2 separate regions of the Homo sapiens genome follow, and region 2 is linked to region 1. A link is an interaction called in ENCODE POLR2A ChIA-PET data of the cell type or tissue named here. Cell type or tissue: OCI-LY7. All regions are shown on one strand. Each heading gives the region's core, and the rest is flanking DNA. Links, peaks and the distances in the headings are about the cores only.

Region 1 (5,956 bases), core at 2,942-5,441:
CAAACCAAAAAAAAACGTTGTCACGGATGACCTTGGCCGGAGGGTAAGCAGTTGGTGGTGCAGGAGGCATTGCTGACGATCATGAGGTTTTTGTATCTCTCATGGTTCATGTCCATCACAAACATGGGGGCATGGGCAGAGGGGGCAGAGATGGTGATCCCTTTGGCTGCCCATCCTAAGCGAGCCCCAGCCTTCCCCATGGTCGTGAAGATGCTGCTGGTGGACTCCATGACATAACCAGTGCCAGCATCGTCACCCAATTTGATTTTGCTGGGATCTGGCTTCTAGAAGATGGGGATGAGATTCCCATTTCCTATTGATGACAAGCTTCCCTTCTCTTTCTCAGTCTTTTCTTTTCTTTTTTTTTTTTTTTAAGAGAGAGAGGATCTCCCTATGTTGCCTAGGCTGGTCCTGAACTCCTGGTCTCAAGTGATCCTCCCACCTCAACCTCCTAAGTAGCTGAGATTACAAGCATGAGCCACCACACCCAGCCCACTTCTCAGCTTTGATGGTGCCGCGGAACTTGCCGTGGGTAGAATCATATTGGAACATGTAGACCATGTAGTTGAGGTCAATGAAGGGGTCATTGAGGTGACAACATCCATTCTGCCAGAGTTAAAAGCAGCTCTGGTGCCCTGGTGACCAGGCACCCAATATGGCCAAATCCATTTACTCCTGTCTTCACTTTCACCACGGTGTCTCGGGGACATGCCTTTTTCACTGCATGAAAAGATGTGGCTGTCTGTCAAATGGGAGGAGCAGAGAGGCTCTGCCTTTTTAATCTTTAAGAAAAAAAATTCAGGCTGGGCATGGTGGCTCACGCCTGTAATCCCAGCACCTTGGGAGGCCAAGGCAGGCGGATCACAAGGTCAGGAGATCCAGACCATCCTTACTAACATGGTGAAACCCCGTCTCTACTAAAAAATACAAAAAATTAGCTGGGCGTGGTGGCGGGCACCTGTAGTCCCAGCTACTTGGGAGGCTGAGGCAGGAGAATGGCGTGAACCCGGGAGGCGGAGCTTGCAGTGAGCCAAGATCGCGCCACTGCACTCCAGCCTGGGTGATGGAGCAAGACTCTGTCTCAAATAATAATAATAATAATAATTTAGATGGGGTCTCACTGTGTCACCCAGGCTTGTCTCAAACTCCTGGGCTCCAGTGATCCACCCACCTCAACCTCCCAAAGTGCTGGGATTACAGGTGTGAGCCACCACACCCGGCCTATTATTATTATTTGAGACAGTCTTGCTCTTGTCGCCCAGGCTGGAGTGCAGTGGCACGATCTTGGCTCACTGCAACCTCTGCTTCCCGGGTTCAAGCGATTCTCCTGCCTCAGCCTCCCGAGTAGCTGGGATTACAGGTGGCTGCCACCACGCCCAGCTAATTTTTTTTGTATTTTTAGTAGAGATGGGGTTTCACCTTGTTGGTCAGGCTGGTCTCAAACACCTGACCTCAGGTGATCCGCCCACCTCAGCCTCCCAAAGTGCTGGGATTACAGGCGTGAGCCACTGCTCCTGGCCCTGTCTTTTAATTTTTAAAGGGTAGGGGGCACCATGACCCATCTTTGCCCACCTAAACCACCTATTCAGCAGCCCATGCCCCGCAGCCCACAGCTGGGGGACATCATGCAAAATCTAAGTCAGATCTGTCCCTCTGATCAGAACCCTCTGTGGCTCCCACCTTACCCAGATAAAAGCCCCCTTCCCTGCAGCCCCCAAGAGCACACGCAACCTGCCCCACCCACACCCTTCTCTGTTCCTTGCCCTTGACCTTGCAGACTCAACCTTCCGGATTCACTTCCCCCTTGCTCACTCTGCTCCAGCCACAAAAGCCAATTTTTGGTTCCTCAAATCAAACTAACTCATGACAGCATTTTGAATTTTGAAGCCTTGGGGCCCCGAAAAAGTCCATCTTTTTTTTTTTTTTTTAAGATCGAGTCTCACTGTGTTGCCCAGGCTGGAGTGCGGTGGTGTGATCTCGACTCACTGCAACCTCTGCCTCCCTGGTTCAAGCAATTCTCCGGCCTCAGCCTCCCAAGTAGCTGGGATTACAGGTGCTCGCTGCCATGCCCAGCTAATTTTTTTGTATTTTAGTAGAGAAAGGGTTTCACCTTGTTGCCTAGGCTGATCTTGAACTCCTGAACTCAGGCAATCTGTCTGCCTCAGCCTCCCAAAGTGCTGGGATTACAGGCGTGAGCCACTGCGCCCGGCCCAAAAATCCATCTTTGTGGGTTCCTTTGTAAATGTGTAGTCAATTTAGAAATTTAGAAACACGGTTTCCCTTAAGCCTTTATTTAGTTACAATCACAACTAACATGTTACTTATACACCTGGCAAAGTGAAACATCAAAAAATTAATTCAGGGCCTGGCCTCAGGCCTGTAATCCCAGCACTTTGGGATGCCAAGGCAGACGGATCACTTGAGGTCAGGAGAATCGCTTGAACCTGGGAGACGGAGGTTGGGACGAGCTGAAGATCACACCACTGCGCTCCAGCTTGGGTGACAGAGTGAGTGAGACTCCATCTCAACAAAAAGAAAAAGAAATATCACTTTAAGAGGTCATTGGATGCATATTTGGGTCCGTTTATAAGTTTAGTGGATTGAAATTAACATTTTACATTTTATAAGTGTGATGCATTTTATTCTATACTCTTTTACTACTATAATAATAATTATTATTATTAATTTTTTTTTTGAGATGGAGTCTCGCTCTGTCACCCAAGCCGGATGGAGTGCAGTGGCGCGATCTTGGCTCACTGCAAGCTCCACCTCCCAGGTTCATGCCATTCTCCTGCCTCAGCCTCCCGAGTAGCTGGGACTACAGGCGCCCACCACCACGCCCAGCTAATTTTTTTGTATTTTTAGTAGAGACGGGGTTTCACCGTGTTAGCCATGTTGCTCTCGATCTCCTGACCTCGTGATCCGCCCGCCTCGGCCTCCCAAAGTGATGGGATTACAGGCGTGAGCCACTGCGCCCGGTCAATTATTATTATTTTTTAGAGACAGTGTATCAGCTCTGTCACCCAGACTGGAGTGCAGTGGTGCAATCATGGCTCACTGCAGCCTCGACCTCCTGAGCAATGCTCCCACCTCAGCCTCCTGAGTAGCTGGGCTACAGGTGCACACAACCACGCCCAGCTAATTTTATTTTTAAGAGATGAGGTCTCTACAAAAAGTGTTGGGATGACAGGTGTGAGCCACTGTGCCAGCTTATTCTTTAATCTTTTAATTTATTATTATTATTTTTTGAGACAGAGTCTTGCTCTACCACCCAGGCTAGAGTGCAATGGTGCGATCTCAGCTCACTGCAACCTCTGCCTCCCGGGTTCAAGCGATTCTCCTGCCTCAGCCTCCTGAGTAGCTGGGACTACAGGCACGTGCCACCACACCCAGGTAATTTTTTGTATTTATAGTAGAGATGGGGTTTCACCATGTTAGCCAGGATGGTCTCGATCTCCTGACCTCTTGATCCACCCGCCTCGGCCTCCCAAAGTGCTGGGATTACAGGCATGAGCCACTGCACCTGGCCTATTCTTTAATCTTTTTAAATGTCTCCACCAAGCAAACACCTTGAGAAGTCCTTATCAGTTATTAAAAATCTACAATGCAAACATACAAATAAAAGGAGAACAGTAAGTTCTCTTAAACATTCTGATACTACTTCTAAACTTAGCCAATAAACTGAGAATGAATGTTAATTTTTTAAATAAACAGGCCAGGGGCAGTGGTTCACACCTGTAATCCCAGCACTTTGAGGGGCTGAGTTGGGAGGATTGCTTGAACTCAGGAGTTCAAGAGCAGCCTGGACAAGGTGACAAATCCCTCTCTCTACAAAAAATACAAAAATTAGCTGGGTGTGGTGGTGTGTGCCTGTAGTCTCAATCCCCAGGAGGCCAAGGGGTGTGGGAGGATCCCCTGAGCCCAGAAGGTCGAGTCTGCAGTGAGCCGTGATCGCATCACTGGTCTCCAGCCTGGGTGACTCTGTTTTAGAAAAAGAAAAAAGAAAGAAAAAAAAAGCTTTCATTAACTGAAGACAGACTGAAAGCAAGAGAAACTGAAAGCAAGATAAATGAGTGGGTGGTTTTCTCAAGCACTGGTAAGTGCTGCAGAGAAAACTACAGCAACAGGAGAGTCAATGATGGGGGCAGGGTGGTGCATTTCAGATAATTTCAGATAAATTATCTTTTTCTTTTTTTTTTTTTTTTTTTGAGACAGAGTCTCACTCTGTCACCCAGGCTAGAGTACAGTGGCACGATCTTGGCTCACTGCAACCTCCGCCTCCCAGGTTCAAGCAATTCTCCTGCCTCGACCTCCTGAGTAGCTGGGACCACAGGTTTGTGCCACCACGCCCAGCTAATTTCTGTATTTTTAGTAGAGATGGGGTTTCACCATGTTGGCCAGGCTGGTCTCGAACTCCTGGCCTCAAGTGATCCACCCGGCTTGGCTTCCCAAAGTGCTGGGATTACAGGCGTGAGCCACCACGCCCAGACTCATTTCAGATAAATTAAAGGAACTTGAACACAATGGGTGACCTCAGTATCTGACTAAGGAAGACCCTTCCAGGCAGGGAGAACAGAAAGTGCCAAGACCCTGAGGCCAGAGTGTATCTGAGACAGTCAAGCAATGCGGAGGAGGTCAGAGGAGCAAGAAACAGGGAAAGCAGGATTGGCAGGAGGAAGGAAGGGAAGGGATTGGGTAGAGACAGCAGCGGAGAACAGGACCTGGATGTATTGGCAACAGGAGGAACTCACTCGTGGGGTTGTTGACATCTGAGATTGACACTGGTGTTGGGAAAATAGGAAAGGGTGGAGGTGGAGGGAGATTCTGAGTCACAGCCTGATCTAGCTCCACAGAAAATCAGCAGAAGAGAGTTCTCCTGGGTGAATGGAGAGAGAAGAGCTTATTCAGCACCCTGGAGGAGACCAGAGAGAGATAGCCAAGAACGCACAGGTTTTATTACATGCTCTGTGCAAGATCAGGTTTATTTTTTTCATTGTGCTCTCTCTCTCTCTCTCTCTCTCTCTCTGAGACAAGAGTCTAGCTGTGTTGCCCAGGCTGAAGGTCAGTGGTGCATTCGTAGCTTATTGCAGCCTCAAACTCCCAGGCTCAAGCGATCCTCCACCTCAGCTTCCTGAGTAGATGGAACCACAGGTGTGCACCACCATGCCTGGCTAATTTTTTTTTTTTTTTTTTTTTTTTTTGTAGCAATGTGGTCTCGCCACGATGCCCAGGCTGTTCCTGAACTCCCGGGCTCAAGCGATCCTCCCACATTGGCTGGGTTTACAGGCCTGAGCCACCATGCTTGGCCAGCTTTTTCAATTTAAAAAATATAGAAAGTGTTAATACAAATTAAAAAGTTATAAAATAGTGCCAATAGTATCCCATTTTTCCGAAGACAAACATAGGCAGAGAAAAATTAATGGATACTGTCTCTCTGGGCAGGGGTATTACTGGCTATTATAATCTTTTTCTTCGTGCATTCCAGAATTTACCAACTTTTCTACAAAGATCATGTAGCACAATAAGATAATAAACATAATTTTGTGTGATCTCAAAATACAGGAAGCATAGAAGCTTCCAAAACACGCCTGTACCCACCACGTGAAGAAACAGATGTTAACATTTGGTCATAATTGCTTCAGATTTCTTTCTTTTTTTTTTTTTCTGTTTTTTTTTTGGGGGGGACAGAGTCTTGCTCTGTCGCCCAGGCTGGAATGTAGTGGCATGATATTGGCTCAGTGCAACCTCCTCCTCCTGGGTTGGAGTGCAGTGGCATGATCTCAGTTCACTGCAACCTCTGCCTCCTGGGTTCAAGAGAGCACCTCCAGCTAATTTTTGTCTTTTTAGTAGAGACAAGGTTTTGCCATGTTGCCCAGGCTGGTCTGGAACACCTGACCTCAAGTGATCCGCTCACCTCGGCCTCCCAAAGTGCCAGGATTACAGGTGTGAGACACCA
Region 2 (5,789 bases), core at 1,692-4,191, 440 kb before region 1:
ATTTTAAAGGTATAGTTTCTGGAGGCTTAACAATGGCCACCATCAAAAATGATACCCTAAACCTTGGTGGGAACTTTGTCTTTCTGCTTGGAGCAGTTCCTTCAAACCCTGCAATTTTTTTCCTAGGACATACCCCATTTCATGCATCATATGTTGACTTTCAGGGCTATATAATTGCTCTGGAATTAGAACTTGTACTCCCCATTGTTGCAGTAAAATCTCTCCCCCATTAATTTATAGGTACAGAAGTTACAATTGATCGAATAGTCCCAGGTTGTCCATTGGGCCCTTCACAATGCAAAATACAGATTCTTTGATATACTTCAGGGGCTTTACCAACTCCAACTCTGTTAAATTGAGTGGGTTGAATTGGCCATGCGGACAGCCAGTGGTGTAGAGAAATGATGGAAATGTCTGCTCCTGTATCTACCAATCCTTTAAATTTCTTTCCCTGAATAGTTATTTCACAGGTAGGACATTTATCAATACTTTGATTCACCCAGTAAGCTGCTTTGCCTTGTTTATTTGTGCTTCCAAATCCTCCTGTTCGTTTAATTTCACTTTTCCCCATTTCCACATATGGCACAATCAGGAGTTGTGCTTTCCTGGCTCTGCTTTCCAGGGAACAGAAGTAGCTATAACAATTTGAATTTCCCATTGTAATCTGAATCAGTGACTCCTGTATGTACTTGCACTCCTTTTAAATTTAAACTAGATCTACCTAGAAGTAATCTGATTGTCCCTACTGGCAAGTGTCCACAGACCCCTGTTGGAACTTTTTGTGGGGGTTCCCCAGGCAGAAGACTCACAGCTTTTGTGCAGCATAAATCTACCGTGGCACTACTGGCTGTGGTGGGGGATAGATATTGTACAAGGGTTAGGGAATGGCCTCAGCCGGAAATGCCTTGGTTTGGAATGGGGCCCGGGACAGGCCCCTCATGGTGTTTCCCAAATTTAAAAGGAAAAGGCTCAAATGTAGCTATAGTATTTTCCTGTTGATCTGGGGGGTGTATCCTAACAGGGAACTGCCAAGCCTCTATATCACCCTCTCTTGTAGCTTGGTGAATTCCTGCCTGAATAGAACTGAGAGCCATTGCTCAAGGTGCTGCTCGAACACTCATTGGGGAAACTACTTTTTGTCCAGTGTCCTCCAGAAAAGAAAGATCTGGTGGGTCAGGCCACTCTTTTTCTTCAAAATAAGGAGGGGGTGCAGAAGGGTAGGGATGGACTCTTCCTCCTTTGCCACTTTAGCTTTAGCTGGCAAACAAACCTGCTCTGTCATCTCTTCTGTTACTTTCCTTCCTCCTCCTCATCAGTGTGAAAAGGTTACAAGATGGAAGGAACCAGAGCCCACACTTGTCCCTTTGTTACCCTGATGCTTCCAAGCTCCCCTTCTTACCACGGGCATTGCTTTAGAGTACTCGGGTGTCCTCCAGCTTAGTTCCACATTCTCCAACTGTTACTCCGGTGACACTTTGACCTGGGTTCAAGACCCACACATGTACACCACTTGCCAAGACCATCTCGGTCATGGAGACCCTAACCCAGGGGCACTAGAGGAATTAAAGACACACACAGAGAAATATGGAGTGTGGAGTGGCAAATCAGGGGGCTGACAGCCTTCAGAGCTGAGAGCCACGAACAGAAATTTACCCACATATTTACTGACAGCAAGCCAGTGATAAGCATTGTTTCTGTAGATTATAGATTAAAAGTATTCCTTTTGGGAAACAAAGGGATGGGCTGAAACAAAGGGATGGGCTCTGGCTAGTTATCTGCAGCAGGAACACGTCCTTAAGGCAGAGATCACTTACGCTATTGTTTGTGGTTTAGGAACACCTTTAAGTGGTTTTCTACCCTGGGTGGGCCAGGTGTTCCCTGCCTTCATTCCGGTAAACCAACAGTCTTCATTGTGGGTGTCATGGCCATCACGAACATGTCACAGTGCTGCAGAGATTTTGTTTATGGCCAGTTTTGGAGCCAGTTTATGGCCAGATTTGGGGGCCTGTTCCCAACACCTAAGTCTCTATCACAGCGTGACGGTTGAATTGGCAGCCAGTACCGCCAGGCATCCTGCATCATCACTGCAGGAGGTAAGCTCTACCCTAGTACCCTGTCTGGGAAATAGTGCACCCACAGTCCCCTATCTTACTAAGTTTATGGGATAACAGCAGGGAGTGGTCTTCAGGAGAGAAATCTGACCTGGTGTTTTGGTTTTGTGAGTGGGAGGTAGTCTCAGCTGTCTCCCCACAGGGAGAGAGCCTATTATCCCTTATGCATTCTAGATTTCTGAAGCAGAGTCTCCAGTCTAAGTCCCTATCTCTTATAAAGAGAGATTGTATTGAAAATGTGTTTAAAATATCAAGGAAGGCTTTATTCAGCACAATTGTAATATGTGTCATGAGAACTATAATATGGAGATTACAGTTCTGTATATTATATTACAGTTCTCACGACACGTAATAGGCTGTCTCCCTGAGTTTAATCTCTCTCCTATATTACAGGGCAAGGCGAGGGAAAGGATGGAACTTGGTGAAGTGTCAGCAGTTAGGGAAGAGAAAGTTGATGGATTATCATGAGTGAGGGAAATTGAACTTGATTGGAAATACTAAGTTTTGGTGGGAGAGATTCTCTGTGCACTGCCTTAAAAGGCTTTTTGCTATAACTGGGCTCTGCAGAAGAAGGCCAAAGCCTAGACAAGAAGAGGGCTGTGAGATCAAGTTTGGTCAAAGAAGGAGTCCTGGCCAGGTGCAGTGGCTCACAGCTGTAATCCCAGCACTTTGGGAGGCTGAGGTGGGTGAATCACGAGGTCAGGAGTTTGAGACCAGCTTGGCCAACATGGTGAAACCCCCGTCTCTACTAAAAATACAAAAAAATTAGCCGGGTATAGTGGTGGGTGCCTGTAATCCCAGCTACTTGGGAAGCTGAGGCAGGAGAATTGCTTGAACCTGGAGGCAGAGGTTGCAGTGAGCTGAGATTGTGCTACTGCTCTCCAGCCCGGGTGGCAGAGTGAGACTACTCTGTCTCAAAAAAAAAGAAAAAAAAAAAAACAGTAAAGCAGGAGTCCTTAAGACCCCTGTAGCTTAGTGCTGTTTTTTTTTTTTTATATTTTTGTTTTTGAGACAGAGTCTCGCTCTGTCGCCCAGGCTGGAGTGCAATGGCGCAATGTCGGCTCACAGCAACCTCCGCCTCCCTGGTTCAAGCGATTCTCCTGCCTCAGCCTTCCCAGTAGCGCGCATCACTACACTCAGCTAATTTTTGTGTTTTTAGTAGAGACAGGGTTTCACCATGTTAATCAGTCTGGTCTCGAACTCCTGACCCCAGGTGATCCGGCCACCTCTGCCTCCCAAAGTGCTGGGATTACAGGCGTGAGCCACCGCGCTCAGCCAGCTCTTCTTAGGAATGACAATAAATCCCTAAATTTCTGCTTTCCTCGATACATTCCAAAACACTCACTCCTCTCTCGAAAGGACGTCTTCAATTATGTGTTTCTCATGATACACTTGAAACAGCTGCAGTATTTAAATTATTATTTTTTACTTTAATAAATGGCTATATTTAAAATTTTATTATTTTATGAATACTTTTCATGAGAGAAAGTGCTCAATAACCACCTGAAACTACACTGTGTAAAATACTTATGCCTGTTGACTCCTGATGTTGAGCACCACTTCATATACTTATTGGTCATTTCTATGTATTGCAGAAATGTCATTCAAATACTTTTGCTTTTTTTTTTTAAAATTTTTTTGAGACAGAGTCTTGCTCTCTTGCCCTGGCTGGAGTGCAGTGGCACAATCTCGGCTCACTGCAGCCTCTGCTGCCCAGATTCAAGTGATTCTCCTGCCTCAGCCTCTTGAGTAGCTGGGATTACAGGAATGTGCCATCATGCCCGGCTAATTTTTGTATTTTTAGTAGAGATGGGGTTTCACCATTTTGGCCAGGCTGGTCCTGAACCCCTGACCTCAAGTCATCCGCCCACCTCGGACTCCCAAAGTGCTAAGATTACAGGTGTGAGCCACCATACCTGGCCTATGCCCATCTTTTAATCAATATCAATTAGTTTTTTTACTTGGTACTGTGATTTATTATTTTTAATTATTGTAAAATAATAAACTTCAATTTTACCAGCTTAAGCAGTTTTAAGTGTATAGTTGCACAACACTACATAACTCATCTAAGGTGAATTATACTGTAATTTTCTTTTTGTGCCTAGCTTTTTGCAATTACCATAGTATCCTGAAGTTTTGTGATTGTTGTAGCATGAGACAGGATGTTATAAGATTAATATTTCAATGTATATATATGCCTAGCATATTTTCATTATGCATGCAGCCATCAATGGACATGTGGATTGATCTGGCTCTTTGATTTTGTGAAGAGTGGTTTTCAAATATGTCTTCAAGGTTCAGTTTTCAATTTTTTCAAATTTAATATAACTAGACCCAAAAGTGGGATACAGGAAAATACAGTAATTTTATTTTTTTAGGCACTACTGTACTGTTTCCATAGAAGCTGAGCCATTTATTATCCTTTAAACAGAGCACAAGGAGTCCCTTTTCCCTTTGTTGATGGTGTCATCTCATGCACAAAAGTGGTTTTTTTGTGATGGAGTCTTGCTGTTGCCCAAGCTGGAGTGCAGTGGCATGATCTCAGCTCACTGCAACCTCCAACTTCTGGGTTCAAGTGATTCTCCTGCCCCAGCCTCCCAAGTAGTGGAATTGCAGGTGCATACCACCATGCCTGGCTTATTTTTGTATTTTTAGTAGAGACGGTGTTTCACCATGTTGGCCAGGCTGGTCACCAACTCCTGGCCTCAGGTGATCCACCTGCCTCAGCCTTCCAAAGTGGTGGGGTTACAGGCATGAGCCACCATGCCTGGCCACAAAAGTTTTTAAAAGTTTGATAAATGTTTGCCTTTTTGTTGAGACTAGGTGCCTGGAAATTTTTTTTTTTTTTTTTTTTTTTTTATTAAGATGGAGTCTTGCTCTGTCACTCAGGCTGGAGTGTGGTGGTGTGATCTTGGCTCACTGCAGCCTCTGCCTCTTGGATTCCCGCGATTCTCCTGCCTCAGCCTCCTGGGTAGCTGGGATTACAGGCACGCACCACCATACCTGGCTAATTTTATTTTTTTGAGACCGAGTCTCACTCTGTTGCCCAGGCTGCAGTGCAGTGGCATGAGCTCATGAGTGTAGAGCTCATGAGTTTTTGTTTTAGTTATTTATGACTCATCATTTAGATTGATAAGACCCCTTGTAAAATCCAGTTTTTTGGTTTTTGTTTCTGCTGCAGCACTCAGAACAAAATTCATTTTCTAGATAACATCAAAGGTTAAACTTTGTCGATAGGCATTTTTTTTTCAAGGATATGCAGCCTCAGGACTGCTAATGTTAACTTTTTCTGCACAGGAATTTGGAAGACTTTGTTATGGCAGGTGCCGTACTCCCACTTTACAAACAAACATTAGGGGCAGCCCAGGCAGCACACCTTTCTGGATTTACCAAAAATACACATTTTCCTATTCTACTGTTGCTTTACCACATGGTTCAGTTGTAGCCTCAGAATTACTTTATGGAAGAAACTGAGTGTAGACAGAGAGTATGAGGTCTGATGGTCATGGAATAATTGTTTTGAGTCCACAGCATCATGGAAACCTCTTGGGAATAGAGTATAGGCTTCCCAGTGATGTTAGTCTTATCCATCCTCCTCTATACATGTGAGATGTTTCAGGATTCAGTGGCCTTTGAGGATGTGGCTGTGACCTTCACCCAAGAGGAGTGGGCTTTGCT

Evidence for each region. Peaks named below come from ENCODE experiments on the same cell type or tissue, not always from the same donor. Only the 100,000 strongest peaks of a DNase experiment are listed, where the experiment ranks them.
Region 2: POLR2A ChIA-PET joins it to region 1 with 5 read pairs; 2 of 35 experiments call an interaction of 5 or more read pairs at or near these places.

The regions. Positions count from the first base shown.
Region 1 is chr19:11,579,984-11,585,939 of GRCh38, reverse strand. LOC124904638 (a long non-coding RNA gene) reads right to left here. Exons shown (of 2, transcript XR_007067140.1): 2 at 2,276-2,523. It also overlaps the pseudogene GAPDHP76. Among named protein-coding and RNA genes, the nearest start is that of ACP5, 5.3 kb to the right of the region's middle. RefSeq lists enhancers at 1,846-1,905, 1,916-2,055, 3,957-4,156 and a silencer at 3,656-3,821. In OCI-LY7, for the core only: no CTCF peak of the experiment used is centred there; DNase peaks (open chromatin) are centred at 3,949 and 5,109; H3K4me3 peaks cover 1,794 bases; H3K27ac peaks cover 2,500 bases.
Region 2 is chr19:12,018,234-12,024,022 of GRCh38, reverse strand. It overlaps ZNF433 (zinc finger protein 433), which reads left to right. Exons shown (of 4, transcript NM_001308348.2): 2 at 5,731-5,789. The region is part of intron 1 of ZNF433-AS1 (ZNF433 and ZNF878 antisense RNA 1); the gene reads right to left. Among named protein-coding and RNA genes, the nearest start is that of ZNF433, 15 kb to the left of the region's middle. In OCI-LY7, for the core only: no CTCF peak of the experiment used is centred there; no DNase peak of the experiment used is centred there.